Linked DNA regions of Homo sapiens: region 1 is linked to region 2. Evidence: read pairs that join two places in POLR2A ChIA-PET (ENCODE). Cell type or tissue: B cell. All regions are shown on one strand. Links, peaks and the distances in the headings refer to the core of each region. The heading gives the core; the rest is flanking DNA.

Region 1 (8,093 bases), core at 1,632-5,631, 130 kb before region 2:
AATATTTATTTATGATAGCTTGTTTGTGATACCTTGTTTCATGATTGCCAATGTGAGATTACTAGGGTGATTTTCTGATTAAGTTGCCAGTTGCAGTAACTGAAATCACAAATTGTAGGTCAAATGAATGGCAAATTTTAGCAGTTAATATTTATGGTCACCCCTAAGAATTCTAAATTAAAGTTTAATTAGATGTTAGAGTATGATTAGGGAAGAAAAGACATGTGGATGGTTAAGAGTATAGCATGTGTGGCCAGGTGCGGTGGCTCACCTGTAAACCCAGCACTTTGGGAGGCCAAGGCAGGTAGATCACATGAGGCCAGGAATTTGAGACCAGTTTGGCCAATGTGGTGAGACCCTGTCTCTACTAAAAATACAAAAATTAGCCTGGCATGGTGGCACATGTGTGTAATCCAAGTTACTTGGGAGGCTGAGGCATGGGAATTGCTTGAACCTGGGAGGTGGAGATTGCAGTGAGCCTGGAGATTTCGCCACTGCATTCCAGTCTGGGCGACAGAGCGAGACTCTGTCTCAAAAATAAATAAAGAGTATAGCATGTGGAGATGCTGATCGAAGGATACAAAATTTCAGCCGGGAGGAATAAGTCAAGAGATCTGTTGTATAAGGTGGTGATTTATAGTTTTTTGTTTGTTTGTTTTTCTGAGACAGCCTTCCTCTGTCACCCAGGCTCAAGTGTGCTGCTGTGATCTTGGCTCACTGCAACCTTTGCCTCTGGGTTCAATTCTTGTGCCTCAGCCACCTGAGTAGCTGGGACCACAGGCGTGCACCACCATGCCCAGCTAATTTTTGTATTTTTAGTAGAGACAGGGTTTCACCATGTTGGTCAGACTGGTCTTGAACTCCTGGCCTCAAGTGATCCATGCTCCTCAGCCTCCCAAAGTGCTGGGATTACAGGCATGAGCCACCGCACCTGGCCTGATTATAGTTAATAAAAATATCTCGTATTCTTGAAAATCAGTGAGAGTAGACTTTGTATTGTCACCACAAAAAGTGGTAAGTATATGAAGTAATGCATATGGTAATTAGCTTGTTTAGCCATTTCCCAGTGTATAAATATTTCAAAACATCATGTTGTACACGGTGAATATATGCAATTTTTATTTGGCAATTAAAAAATTTTTTAAAAGCATGGCATGTGACAAATTCTGTTACATTATAGTCTATAAATGAATAGATGATCATTGGGAAGAGGACATGCACTGAGTGCCGGGAGGGTTGAGGACAATATGTTTCTGGAACAGGTGAGACTGAGCAGGGGATATTTCAGGTTACTCAGACAGTAAGCTATTTGTGTTGCAGACATTTGTCCTGGGTTTTGGCTGCTGGACTGAGGAAGGTATCAGCTTAACTATCTCCCACAAGGGAATCTACCAGCATTTACATTTTTTTGGCCATTTTGAGAATTGTCCTTATCCTGAGGAAAAACCATATTGTATCAAATTTATAAAGTATAAAACAATAAGATAATTCAAAAATGTTTAAATCACCCATAATGTTCCCACCCTGTTTATTTAACATTGGCATGAGAGTCAGTTAAGACTTTACAAATTTTAACTTATTTAATCATCGTTAACAACTCTGTGAAGTAGATACCATTATTATTCCATTTGATAGTTGAGTACTCTTAGAGTTACAGAGATGTTAAGTAATGTGTCCAAGGTTACACAGTGTGTGGCAGAATTGAAACTTGAGCACAGGCTGACTCCAGAGTCCATGCTCTTATCTGCTCTACTCTCAGGTCTCTCATATGGTACTTGGTGGCCTCCAAAGGCGGTTAACAATTTAGCAGATTTTCTTCCATTTGCTTTCCTGGTTTTTGAATTTTTGGTAAGGCTCTAAAATCCTAGAGTTTTTACTTGCTTTTGAAATATATTTTTTTTTCTTTCTGAAGTTGGTCTCACTCTGTCACCCAGGCTGGAGTACAGTGGTGGGATCATAGCTCACTGAAGCCTCCAGCTCCTGAGCTCAAGCCATCTTCCCGCCTTGGCCTCCCAAGGAGCTGGGATTATAGGCGTACATACCCATGCCTGACTATTTTTTTTTTTTTTTTTTTTTTTGGAGAGAGACGGGGTCTCGCTATGTTGACCAACCTGCTTTTGAAATTCACTGGGATAAGAGGCAAGGTAGAGACTAGGCTCCCTCAGAGAAACTATAAGTCATTTGTCTCCCTACCTTCCTTCCCTCTAGGTGCTGTGAGAAGCCATCTTTCCGACTTCAAAAAACACCGAGCTGCTAGAATTGACCACTATGTTGTGGAAGTCAATAAACTAATAATCAGGTTAGAGAAGGTAAATTTTGTTGTCTTAAAACATTTTTTTCTACAAATACACATTTTCTGGGGAAAAATAATCACATTTCTATAGCCTGTGTTGTATATATCATATACATCTGATGGTGGCAGAGAAACACCTTCTCTAGAGAGGTGCAAAGGACATGGTGGACAGTTCTAGCCTGGGCCAGCATTCCTTAAGAGAATGGCCCAGGTTGACAAACTTGCCACATGCTTAGCTTCCCTTTTCCCACCTATGAATCCCACTCAGGTGCTGGAAAACCTTTCTTCCTTCAGATTCTTCTTTTGGGTGTCCCAGGCACAATCATCCAGTGAGGTGTAGTGTGTGATGGCAAACAAAGAAGTGGTCACCAGGTCTCACGGGTGTATTTTCATCCTAGTTGTGCTTGTTGTGTGTAACCTGGATTGTGTGCTGGGCATAGTAGCAAGCACAAGTACAGTTCTTTATGTGTACTTTGTAAGGCAGAAATATGTGGCCAGTTTTAGGGTCCAGGAGCACCGTGGAGAATGGAGAGTTTTCTGTTGCTTTCAGTCGTTGCCCTTACCCATCCTTGCCTACCCCTGGTTATTGCTAAAATGGGTAACTGACAATAAAGAGATTAGAAGTGGGTTATAGGAAGCGAGGTGGGTTCTAGATGCAAAACTAATACCCTGTCCCATGTGAAATTGTTTTTGTGATTTTGTGGCGTTGGGGATGACAGATGAGACTTGAGGAATGCAAATGTGCTAATTTCCCACTTGATGTATTGGAAAGTGTGGAGCATGTATACATCACCTGGTTAATTTCATTTGGCACTATTTTCTTCCGGTCAGCTCACTGCATTTGACAGAACAAATACTGAGTCTGCAAAGATTCGAGGTAACTTTAAAACTTTGCTCACATTCATCTTATTATCTTTTTTTCCCTGACCAAAGCTCTCTTTAAAATGGCCTGCTTTCTTGTTGGTTTGCTCTTCCCAAAGCAATAGAAAAGTCTGTGGTGCCTTGGGTCAACGACCAGGATGTCCCTTTCTGTCCAGACTGTGGGAATAAGTTCAGCATCCGGAACCGCCGCCACCACTGCCGCCTCTGCGGGTCTATTATGTGCAAGAAGTGTATGGAGCTCATCAGCCTTCCCTTGGCAAGTAGGTGACTTGGAGGTGGGGCCCTGGACCCTCATCTTCTTTTGGGCCTAGCTTATTTGCTAATTACCACTGGGATCGTGGAACCTTTTTGTTAAATTAATGGCTCATGGGAATCTTCATTCATTGAGTTGCTGTTTCTGTGAAACCCACTACAGACTAGGTACTATGCTAGGGGCCAGGGATACAGTGGTCTATAACAGGGATTGGCAAACTTTGTAAAGGATCAGATAGTAAATACATTTAGGCTTTGTGGGCCACATATGGTTGCTGTGACATTTCTTCTTTCTTTAAACAACCTTTTAAAAATGTGAACACTAGACTGGGCACAGTGGCTCATGCCTGTAATCACAGCACTTTGAGAGGCCAAGGCAGGCGGATCACTTGAGGTCAGGAGTTTGAGACCAGCGTGGCCAACATGTTGAAACCCTGTCTCTATAAAAATACAAAAATTAGCCTGGCGTGGTGGCATGTGCCTGTAGTCCTAGCTACTCAGGAGGCTGAGGCAGGAGAATTGCTTGAACCTGGGAGGTGAAGGCTGCAGTGAGCTGAGATTGAGCCACTGCACTTCAGCCTGGGTGACCGAGCGAGACTCCCATCTCAAAAAAATAAATAAATAAAATAAAATAGCAATGTGAAAATTATACTTAGTTTGAGAGCCATATAGAAACAGCCTGGAGGCTGGACTTGGCTCACAGGTCATTTTTTGCCCATTTCTGGCCTATAAGCCTATAAGGCATTGTCCATTCTTCCAAGGAGTCTAGCATCTATCAGGGGATATAAACTCACAAATAAATAATTGCTTTCTAAAGAGAGATGTACAATGAAAGAGACTGTCAGGAACTCAGGAGAGGCTGACCAACTCTTTGTCTGCTCTGCTTGGAAGTGGCAAGTGTGACTTTGAGAAGAGGGTCTTGAATATAAGCAGTGGGCTAGTCCCTTCCTGTGGGATAAGTCACAGACAACTCACTGCCATATAGAAAAGACTAATATCATAATATGAGAGATGCTGAGTGCTGTGGGCTCAGGGACAGTGAGAGCATGCATGCTTAGGGCTGGGAGGTGATGTTCAAGAAGAGCCTTAAAAGATGAGTAGGATTGCAAAAGAGATGGAGAAAGAGGACATTTTAGGTAGAGTGAAGAGTAGGAGCAAAGGCATGGAATTCTGGAAAGCCCAGGGTAGGTTAATAGATGAGCAAATAGAATAGTTGGGGGTGTGTGGAGGACAAAGTTTAGGTGGAACCCGATCCTCCAGGACTTTGCAACCAAGCTGAGTAGAAGTTGCTGAAGATGATCTCATTGGCTTCTGGGAAGTTTGGGGTAAATTTGCAACACTAGAGAGTTCTGCTGACTGTGCACACTGTTGGCCATGGGGTGTCTGGATAATGTGGGGACAAAAACAGATGCTTCTTCTTTCCAACTCTCACATATACCAGGTCACTGTACCTTGATACTTTCTCCCTGAGACCAACTCCCTGTCTCACATGAGATTTTATAAGCTGCCTTTTTGGGACACTATTCACCCTTCTTCTCTTGAGCTCTTTAGCCAGCATTTACTGGGCAGCTGCTGTGGGGTGGCCCTGCTGGATATGTTAAGTGTACAAGTGTGAGTAAGACACAGTTCGTACCCACAAAGAGTCATAGGTTCCTAGGGCAGCTCTGGGGTGTACATGCAACTGTACACAGGGAGAAGAGTGGAAAGTGCTCCAAAATGGGCAATGTGGTGGGAACTGATGGGAAGGATGGATAGTTTTTGCCTCAGGGAATTGGAAAAGGCTTTCCTGGAGGACCTGCCATTCAGAGAGGGTAGGAGCCAGATGTTTGGGAATAGGGAGAAGGCTGTGGAGGAAAGTCTCCTGGGAGAATGTTTGTTGTGTTGGAGGCACAGGGCAAATGCAGGAGAGTGGCAGGTGGAAAGGGAAGGCTGTTTGGATTTGGAGGGGCAGCAGTGGAGTCCTTTCTCACCAGAGTCTGACACCAGGAAGGCAGAGGGGCAGTACGTGCCCACAGCTGGAGCCTGATCTTATTACTCTCCAAATCAAACACCTGTGGACTGACACCTTGAGGTCGTGGGTATGGTAATTGGATGCTGTGGGGGTCATTGCTGCCTGTTGGTGTTGTGGTTACAGACAAGCTCACCAGTGCCAGCAAGGAGTCCCTGAGCACCCACACCAGCCCCAGCCAGTCACCCAACAGTGTCCATGGCTCCCGCCGAGGCAGCATCAGCAGCATGAGCAGTGTCAGCTCGGTCCTGGATGAGAAGGACGATGACCGGATCCGCTGCTGTACACACTGCAAGGACACGCTGCTCAAGAGAGAGCAGCAGATTGATGAGAAGGAGCACACACCTGACATCGTGAAGCTCTACGAGGTGATTCGCGCTGTCTGGTCTTGGGTCTAATTTCTTAGGCAGATTTGGCTGTTTGTTATGTACACTCCTGCAGATTCTGGAGAATGCTTTGGGAAGTTGTTCGTTTGAATTATTTGTAGTTCCTGTTAAAGGCCCATGTTATGATTTCCCAGCTAGGGCCCTGTGTGAGTCAGAGTCATCCTGGGTGTGTTGCAACAAACTCGTTTCAAGTGGCCTTCCTTGGCCACTTGAAAGCAGGTGGGTGGAAGCTTTGGTGGCCCAGAGGCAATAGGAGGAAGGGCAGTTGCCATGTGGTGTAGACAGGTTCTGTGGGAAGGGCAGAAGCTAGAGATGTTCATAAACAGTGGGCCAGAAGAATCCTGGGAAACTCACTTGGGAGTGTTAGACTTTACAAGTTTTAGAAAGTTCTACAAGTTTTCAGGCTTCACCAGTTTACTGAGTGTCCCCTTCTAAGTTTGTCCAAATGCCTCAGCTGTCGTTACTTGAGTGATCCCACAGCCCCCCTACTAGATGCATACTCTGAGAGGAAATAGTGTGCAAAGAATATCTGGGAGTGAGACTGGCTTGGTCCCTTAATGGCCAGGTGAGACCTGTGAGCTGAGGAAGACTAGCCAGGTGGACTGGGTGGGGAGGCAGTAAGAGATGCAGGGAAGAGATCAGCCCAGGCAGAGGAAGCAGCTTGTGCAACATTCTGAACAGAGGAAGAGTGTAATTTTGCCTAATGACCACTGAATAGTCATTGTTAGTAGTTCTGCAGGTCATAATGGCACTGTTTCTGGAATCCCTATGTAAATACTCAGGCTACTAGAAATGGTGTCAATTAAGCCCCATGTTGGGTTGCAGATGTAGCATTCTCCATCCTTTGTGTGGAGTTCACGACCTGGTATCTCATTTCTGTGAATACCCACGGTGCTTGTGCCACCTCCTCTTTTGAAGTAAGCCCTGGCAATGCCTTGTGCTGGTTTCCCATTGTTGCCTGGCATCACTTGGCAGAGAAAGAAAGTAGCAGCTAATTCCTTTTTGTCTTGGTAGACACCTTGGCTTGTGCCCTGGAAGCCTTGCTCCTCTCAAAAACATCTCGCCGGGCACTTTGGGAGGCCGGGGCAGGCAGATCATTTGAGGCCAGGAGTTCGAGACCAGCCTGGCCAACATGGCAAAACCTCGTCTCTACTAAAAATATAAAAATTAGCCGGGCGTGGTGGCAGCGTGCCTGTAATTCCAGCTACTCAGGACGCCGAGGCATGAGAATCGCTTGAGCCCAGGAGGCAGAGGTTGCAGTGAGTGGAGATCGCGCCATTGTACTCCACCTTGGGTGACAGAACAAAATTCCTTCTCAAAAAAAAACAAAACGAAACATCTGATCAGAAGCTCCATTCTCACTTTCTTTCCTTCCTACAAAATTTTCTGCTTGGAAAGTATGCCTATAAATCAGGAAATTGATAACAACAATTAATGTGTTAGAAAAGTGAACATTTTAAATATAGCTCCATTGATGGAGCCTAGCTTCTGGGTAGGTGTTTCTATATCTTGAGCATACCACTTACCTCTTTGTTTTTGTTCTTAGAAATTACGACTTTGCATGGAGAAAGTTGACCAGAAAGCTCCAGAATACATCAGGATGGCAGCATCATTAAAGTAAGCTATTCATCTATGTTTTTCTAATCCAGTGGTGACTGTTTTCTGGCATTTTAGGTCAATTCTCCAGTAGCCAAAAATGAAAATCTTAACTTCAACCGTGCTTTTTTTCTGAGACCAGCTGAAGTTGGTTTTTTTCCACTTTTGGCTATTATGAAGAGAATCATCTTCATGTCTGTCTTTTAGTGGGGTACAGGCTACCATCACATGAGCTTGTAGAAAGACAGCCACATTCAGTTGACCTTGGCTATTCTGACTGAGCAGGTTTGGGAAGGGCCTCAGACAATAGGTACTGCTGCTGAGTGCAGCATCTGGACAGAGCAGAGGAAGGGCAGTGGGTCTCATGCTCATGTCTGGGTAGATGCCACTTGAGTGTCACATTGAGGTGTCAGGGCTTAAAGCAGGCATGACCATTAGAGCAGGGGCTGGCAGACTGCAGCCCGTGGGCCAAATGTATCCTGACATCTGCTTTTTTTTTTTTTTTTTCCGAGACGGAGTCTCACTCTGTTGCCAGGCTGGAGTGCAGTGGCGTGATCTCGGCTCACTGTGACCTCCACCTCCCAGGTTCAAGCAATTCTCCTGCCTCAGCCTCCCAAGTAGCTGGGACTACAGGCACGCACCACCACGCTCAGCTAATTTTTTTATATTTTTAGTA
Region 2 (8,093 bases), core at 2,342-6,341:
GGGTTGTAACAGCTTGGTTTACCTCTCAGGGAGGTGGGAATCACACCTTTTTGGATAGTTCCCTGTCACAGTATGCTGAATAAGAAGGTGGGTATCTGAGAAAGGTGTGAGATCAACTCTGGATAGAGCCCTAGATGGCTATCATTAACCATACTTCTTTTGCTAGTGGCAAAGTGAGAAGCAAAACCCTGCTTGGTGCTAACATACCTCACTCACAGGTTGAAAGGCAAATACTATCACTAACAAAGCAAGAAGCGAAGAGACTGCATTACTAAAGAGTGCTAACAAGAATATGGTACCCATACACATATTAATTTATATTAAGTCCTCATTAAATTACAAAACCAGATAATTCGGCTTTCTACTAGTAGCAAAAATAGATTTGATGTCATTATTCGTAAAAATTGAGAAAGATCACCTAAAGAGTGATCACCTAAAGATCAAAGAGTGTGCTAGTTTCCTGGGTCAAGACATTTGAGTACCAGCATTGCTGAAGGAGCAGACTTCCAGTCTCTTCTGGTCATGAGAAAGCTCTCCTGAATATTTCCTAAGCCCTTTCAAAGGCTCTACCACAAAGAATTCAGTATAATCTAGACCCAATTTCTGGACATTCACTATTGACTGTATAGGTCCCAAGGTCCACAGGAGAACAAAGCTCAAATCTATTACCAAGATTTACATATAAAAACTATACAGTATTATTGAGTGTGCAATATAGAAAATTACAGTTCATTTGCCTGCCCTCCCTCAATCACAAAGTGGATTATCTTGCAATACAATTTTACAAAATATTTTTCTGTAGTTCCTATCTAAGGTATTATAATCACTGATCTCTATGAAGCTTTTTAACTCTCTGGTAACTTTCTACATCATTCTATTTATTATTAGATAGCCACCTCTATTATGATAATTCTAATTCATATTTTATTGCCAGAATGCTAAGAGAAAGAAACAGGAGGATGAAACTGTGACTGACAAATATGAAAGACCTGGCTCCTGTCTTCAAGGAGTCAAAATTCTGTGACAGCAGATACTGCACCAACTTCTACAATGACATGAGACCACCAGTATCAGTTACTCATTTTCACAAAATATGATTAGGTCTGAAACTGAGGAGATAAGTTTATTGTTTTAATAGATGGTAAAAACTTAACTTTTACTTGTTTCTACAAGAAAAAAACACAAAGATACCTTTTGGTCTTTTTTTCTTGCTATAGTTTGGTTACAACTAATGGAGATGGAAGGAAAAGGCGTCTTTAAGTCTACCAGAAAAGTCAACTGACTTGTTAAAAATACAAGTATTGCATGTAAAAGTCTAGAGTCTGATTCTTCCTCAAAACAGAAAATAAGAATTTTTAAAGAAATGGATAGCCAATAGGTACTGTACATTAAAAAATAAATCTAAACATGTGGCTGCAACTAATAATTTTTATCACTTTTAGATGTCAACAGAATTTCTCCTCTGTTATTAACTATAGTTCAATGTAAGAAATATGTGAATTTGAATTATTACAGGAATATTGTTAGGAAAATATTATTGAATAGTATAGAAACAGAGTACTAGAAAGGTGTATCTTTCTATTGGGTTCCCTAAAAGAGGTGGCTTGATACATCAAATTATGAGTAAAAGTGGATTTTATAGATGACAATCTGATTTAATAGAGGCCTAGTACAGAATTATTTCTGTAATAATTCACTTTAAATTTGCAGGATCAATCAACTTCAGGTAGGGCTGGGGATCCCAAGATAAATCTAACAACAGGTGACTACAGATATGAAGTCACAGAGAAGCAGCAGTAAATCTGTTTAAGTTTAGAAAAGCTAAGTATTCTGGACATTAATTTTTTGTTGATAAGTTATAAATATCTTCACCCACTCTGTGGTTCATCTGTTTACTTTCTTTAAGGTGTCTTTTGATGAACAGAAGTCCTTAAATTTAATAAGGCTAAATTTATCCCTATTTTCTTTTACAGTTTGTACTTTCATTTATGAAAATCCTGTCCTATCCCAGGAATGTAACTGTAAATATTTTCTTAGAAATGTTCCAGTTTTCCCCTCATATGTAACTCCTCAATCCATCTGCAAATTGATTCTTGAATCTGATGAGAAGTAAGGATCCAACTAATTTTTTTCCCATGTAGATAATCCATTTACCATTTTCTATTCAAGAAATAGTTCTGGAAAATGGATTATCTATATGGGGAAAATCTATCCTTTTCCCCACTGATCTGAAATGCCATCTCTGCCATATCTGTTTTTCCTATATATGTGGATATAACTGTAGGTTCTCTATTCTATTCCACTAAGTTCTCTGTGTCTTTCTCTTGGTCACCACCACTATCTTTTTACTGCAGTGTTAGCGTAAGTCTTGCTCTCTGATAGGACAAGTGCCCCCCACCTTGTTCTCCCACACCAACTTCCTGGATCATCTTAAACGCCTCTCTTTATACACTTGAATTGAGCAGCAACCTTTCTTTATACACTTGAATTCTTACAATTCTTGATCTCACTGTTGGTTTTCTGCCTTCAAAGCAGCATCAGGCATCATCAACAGCAGCTTTGGAAGCTGCTTAAAAATGAACAAGGAGGAATGTGCACCTTCTGGAAAAACAAGCAGAGACAAAAAAATGAGACTAAGAGTGAGAGAGAAATTGAAAGAGAAACTATGTTAAAGCAAGTGCTTTCAATAAAGACTTAAATCCAGTCAGAGGAGGAGAGAAGTAGTTTCAAAAAATATTTTCTATTACTTTTGAAAATAAGTCACAAACCATATAGCCTATTCTCATATAAAAAAGGAAGACAAAGGCTTTTTCTTCCAGGATATCACAATGTAAGAAGTAAAACAGAATCTTCAAGTAATGTAAGGAAGTGGGGCAGCGTGGACATTTAACCAAAATGCACCCAGACAAAAAAGGTAACATCAGGGTATAAGACTCTCACCTGAGAGCTTCTCTCACTGCTACCGCAGCCATAGGCGGTCCTAGAGACAGAAAGATCACACAGTGAGAAGGTCATACATCTTTGAAAAAGTACCACCAGAAAATGGTTATCAATTAGGAGATGTCCCACTAGAATAAGAGGCTCCAAGGAACAGTGGGTTGTGTCTAGATGTAGTTTGAAAAACTATCTTCACTAGCACAATTTTATATATATATATTTTTTGAGACGGAGTCTTGCTCTGTCGCCAGGCTGGAGTGCAGTGGCACGATCTCGGCTCACTGCAACCTCCGACTCCCTGGTTCAAGCGATTCTCCTGCCTCAGCCTCCCCAGTAGCTGGGATTACAGGCATGCGCCACCATGCCCAGCTAATTTTTGTATTTTTAGTAGAGACGGGGTTTCACCATGTTGGCCAGGATGGTCTGGATCTCCTGACCTCGAGATCTGCCTGCCTCAGCCTTCCAAAGTGCTGGGATTACAGGCATTAGCCGCAGCACCCAACCAATCTGGAACAACAACAACAAAAAAATCCTATTGTTTTGATACTACAAAGTATAGAAAAGAAATAAAGCTTTTAAAAACAACCTTCTTGGCTGGTGGAGCCAAGCATAACACTAATAGCAGCAACTAACACTAAGTGGTTACTATACACAAGGCATTATATTAACAACCACTGTGGACAGAACACTAAACTCGCTCTTGGTACAGAAACCTGAGTCCTAAAGGCTAGTACTTCACCCATTCAGCTTGTTAACCTTCAAAGATTGCCCCCCACCCCCACAATAATGTTTAGGGGAAAGAACCTGATTAGCTGCCAAAAGAAGTATAATACTGAGTACCTTAAGTTAAAAAAAAAAAGTGCTACAGAAGATCTTCCTCTGGTGATTTTACTAATCAAGTCCAACCACCTCCATCAGTTCTTATTAAGTAACTGCTATGAACTAGGCAATGAACTGACTGCTGAGAATTAACAACAACAAGGAGGAGAAAGAGGAGAATAAACAGTCCTTGTCCTTGATGAACTTATGAAGGAAACTGAAGTATCTATGCAAAGCAAATGCTATGAGTGTCCCAGGGGAAGACACATTGCTCTCTGCCTGTGAGAACCAATGAAAACGTTACAGGAGAGGAATTATTTAAACTAGGTCTTGAAGGAAGAATGGAAATGTAGCAAGGAAAGACAGATGGATGACAAGAGAGTTCTAAGCAGAGAGGACAGCTCATACAAAACTGGCAGGTATGAGGAAGAGTGGCATATTTGAGGAATGGCAATGTGGTGTGGAATTATTACAGAGACCAGGGAAGGAGAGAGGCTGACACTGTAGACAACAGAGAATTATCAGGAGTTTGGCAGAAAAATGATGCACTCAAATCTGGATCTTAAAAAAAAAAATTTAGACTGCAGTGTGGAAATGATAGAAAAGACAGAGACTGTAGATGGGAGGCCAGTTAGGAAGTGGTAGCAATAGTAAAGTCTAGAGATGAAGGCAGATTCTTAAAGTAGTGTGTTTTTCCTCGATAGCACACAAATGACAACAGGGCACAGTATATAAAAACTATTTCATATCCAGCCTGGGCAACATCGTGAGACCTTATCTCTAAAAAAATAAAAAATTGTAATACAGACCATAGAATGATAGTAGTAAATCATACTTGGTTGGCCTTATGTGACAGGTTTTATAAGAAATTCTTTCAAATCCAAGTGGATCAATATCACCCCACCAACAACAAAGAAGCAGAGAACAGAACAATGACTTTGAATTAGCTCTTCCAGGCTCACAAAGTGATAGCTAACTAAACCTTGCAACCAGAGTTTCTTTAGTGAAGTAGGGCACAGACTTCACTGCAGTGAAAAGCTGGGCTCTGGAAACACCTGAATCTCCAGTTTCAGATAACAATGAACAAGTCCTGGGACAAGGAGACGCTGCCTTCATTAATAGGAATGAGTGAGGCTGCCTTTCCCTCCACAATCAACTGATTCAAATCATCCATATTTATGTGTTACATGGCTTATAAATATAACATGCAAAGTATCTACTGTCTTGGTATTTCCTTAGCTAAACAACTATATTGGGTTCTGAGGCTCAGGCACTAAGCTCATCTCTCAGATACTGACCATATGAGGTTATAGTGAAGATTTGATCTTAAATGTGTATACGTTGTGCTTGGGACATAGAAATGCAACACATGGTAGCTATCATTGGTGAAAGGTGATGGTGCCACTTTTGCTTTCTCAAAGAAATCTGAAAGTAACTCAAACTGTAAAATGTGTATTATGATTAGGAATAGGTCTGATTTTCACATAAGGCTCACATGAAATTTAACTATATACACATGGAAGTAGTGTAAACACACACACAGCCGGGGCGGTGGCTCATGCCTGTAATCCCAGCACTCTGGGAGGCCAAGGCAGGCGGATCACCTGAGGTCAGGAGTTCGAGACCAGCCTGACCAACATGGAGAAACCCTATCTCTACTAAAAATACAAAATCAGCCAGGCATGGTGGCATATGCCTGTAATTCCAGCTGTTTGAGGCTGAGGCAGGAGAATGGCTTGAACCTAGGAGGCAGAGGTTGCAGTGAGCTGAGATTGAGCCACTGCACTCCAGCCTGGGCAACAAAAGTAAAACTCTTGTCTCAAAAAATAAATAAATAATAAAAAAACAAACACCCACACAAAGCATTTGTAATTCGCCCTGTTAAACTGTACAACTGGGCAAAACAATGGGGCTAAATTAGGACAAAATCTTACAAATATTTAAAAATAAACCAATACCTAATAACTACTTGCAAAATACTACTGGGCATAGAACTCTTGATAGGTACAAGGCATTCAGTATAAGTCTAATTATTCTGATTGTTAGAAGTCTGTTCATATTCATGGGAAAATTAAAATGGAAGGATTTAGATAGCCTGAGAGAGGATAAAAAATAAGAAATACATAGCTTGAAACTTGCAATCATAGATCAAGACTTGAAAGTAGAAAATGAAATTCAAGTGGCAGGTTTAGTGTAATACAAATGTTCATCAACAGAAAAGATACTCACTGGGATGCCTCTAAGGTTAAGTTTAGGTATACTTCCTGTCAATGGAAAGCCAATTATTTATTTAGACTCCAAGTTTACTTAGCTTTAGGGTCAGGTAATTTCCTTTCCATTGTGACCCTCCATAGGAAAGTTGTTTCTTCCATATTCAAAGCAACTGTAAAAAAGTGCAGCAATGATATGTATATGGTAGAAGTAGCAAGGCTGGGTGAGTGACTAGTAGGGAAGAGAAGTGGCTTTCACATAAATGAAGTTCTTACATATTTATAGTATCAGAGCAGTTCTACAATTTTCTGTGTTGACACCTCCCCTAAAAAAGTCACTACATACTGTGGATGATTTTTTCTTATCCTACCAAGAGCCCAAGTGTAAGGGTGATGTGGACTTTCTTCATATCTATCAGTAAGAGCCAGGGTAGATGGATGGAAGGAAAGCAGGATAAATTCTCTTGACATCCACAATGTGCTTTAAATCAAACTAGGCATGATTTAATCCTTAGCATACCTTCTGAGTATGTAATATTAGCTCACCAATGAAGATGGAAAAAACTGAGACTCAGCACTTGTAACTCGTTTCAAATCATCCAGCTACTAAGCGATGGAGCTAGGATTCCAACTGAGGCCTCTTTGACTCTAAAATCGCAACATTCCCTCTAGATCACAGTGCCCTTCAAAATAATTTCCCAGAAAAAAGGAAGTCAAGGAGAGAATGAAAAAAAAAAGTGACAGGAAAGAATTATCTAAGGGAACAAAAATTGCTTACATCAATAAGCTAGATCATTTAATAACTGATATACACAACCACTAAGTCGTAATATGTGACTTATGTTTCAGTATTGCTAACAGAAATTTCTGAGGCTGCTCCACCCAGGTAGTACCATGGCAGTTCTTTTAGAACTTTGAACACATTCTTCCCTTAAAACTTAACCTACACAATAATCACATTAATTAAAATAGTGAGAACAATTTTACTAAGTAAAACTTTTTACTTAACTACAACACGCAGATACAAAAGGGCACAAACCAGCCAGGCTCGGTGGCTCCTGCCTGTAATCCTAGCACTTTAGGAGGCCGGGATGGCTGGACTGCCTGAGCTCAGGAGTTCAAGACCAGCCTGGGCAACATGGTGAAAACCTGTCTCTACTAAAATACAAAAAATTAGCTGGGCATGGTGGCACACGCCTGTAGTCCCAGCTACTCGGGAGGCTGTGGCACGAGAATCCTTTGAACCTGGGAGGCGGAGATTGCAGTGAACCAAGATCGTACCACTGCACTCCGGCCTGGGCGGCAGAGGGAGACTCCATCTCAAAAAACAAAAAAAGGCACAAATCGTAAATGAACAGTTTGATGAATTTTCACTAACTGAACACACAGAACACACATGTAAATGCCACTCAGATCAGAAAACAAGACATTACCAATACCCCCAAAAGTCCCTCTCACACCCCTTCCCATAGTCAATAACTTCTCTTCCCTCTCCTGACTTTTATACTACTGGCATTACTTTATAATATTATTGCACTGTTTATAATACACTTTTTGGTATGTCTGGCTTCTTTTGCCCAACATTATTTTTGTAATAACCATGAGAAGTGAATCCATTTTCACTGTCGTACAGTATTCTAATGTACGACTATGCCCAATTTATTTCTCCATTCTATAGCTGATGAACACTTAGATTGTTTCTAGTTTGGAGTCCTTATGATTAGTGCTCCTATGAACATTTTCACACATGCCTTTTGATGTACTGCTTTCTTTTCTTCGTTTGAAAATTTTACTATTTTTAAAAATTAACTGTTTTACTTTTATCTATTTTTAATTTTTATTCTCGAGAAAGTACATTGTTTATTTCTTTAGAAAAGACATATTATAAATTTATTTTATTTTTAAAAATCTGTATTATATTAAATAAGTCAACAACACAGTCTAATTATTAGCCTTTCCAGTTAAAAGCTGATATATACTTTGTGACATCTGCTTTTAGTCTTGGTAAAGCAATCAATTAAAAAATGATTTTTCAATTCCAGGGTTAGTCATCTTATCAACCTAATAAAAAGATGCATCATTACAGACACCATAGTGGTGGGACAGGGGACAAGAACGAGTGTGGTA

The links. Peaks named below come from ENCODE experiments on the same cell type or tissue, not always from the same donor. Only the 100,000 strongest peaks of a DNase experiment are listed, where the experiment ranks them.
Region 1: POLR2A ChIA-PET joins it to region 2 with 10 read pairs; 15 of 35 experiments call an interaction of 5 or more read pairs at or near these places.

What each region holds. Positions count from the first base shown.
Region 1 is chr3:15,080,077-15,088,169 of GRCh38, reverse strand. It overlaps RBSN (rabenosyn, RAB effector), which reads left to right. Exons shown (of 14, transcript NM_022340.4): 6 at 2,209-2,309; 7 at 3,125-3,170; 8 at 3,274-3,435; 9 at 5,562-5,803; 10 at 7,368-7,438. Among named protein-coding and RNA genes, the nearest start is that of RBSN, 15 kb to the left of the region's middle. In B cell, for the core only: no CTCF peak of the experiment used is centred there; no DNase peak of the experiment used is centred there.
Region 2 is chr3:14,954,044-14,962,136 of GRCh38, reverse strand. The region is part of intron 1 of NR2C2 (nuclear receptor subfamily 2 group C member 2); the gene reads right to left. Among named protein-coding and RNA genes, the nearest start is that of FGD5-AS1, 9.6 kb to the right of the region's middle. RefSeq lists an enhancer at 2,607-2,746. In B cell, for the core only: no CTCF peak of the experiment used is centred there; DNase peaks (open chromatin) are centred at 2,556 and 3,926; H3K4me3 peaks cover 749 bases; H3K27ac peaks cover 1,744 bases.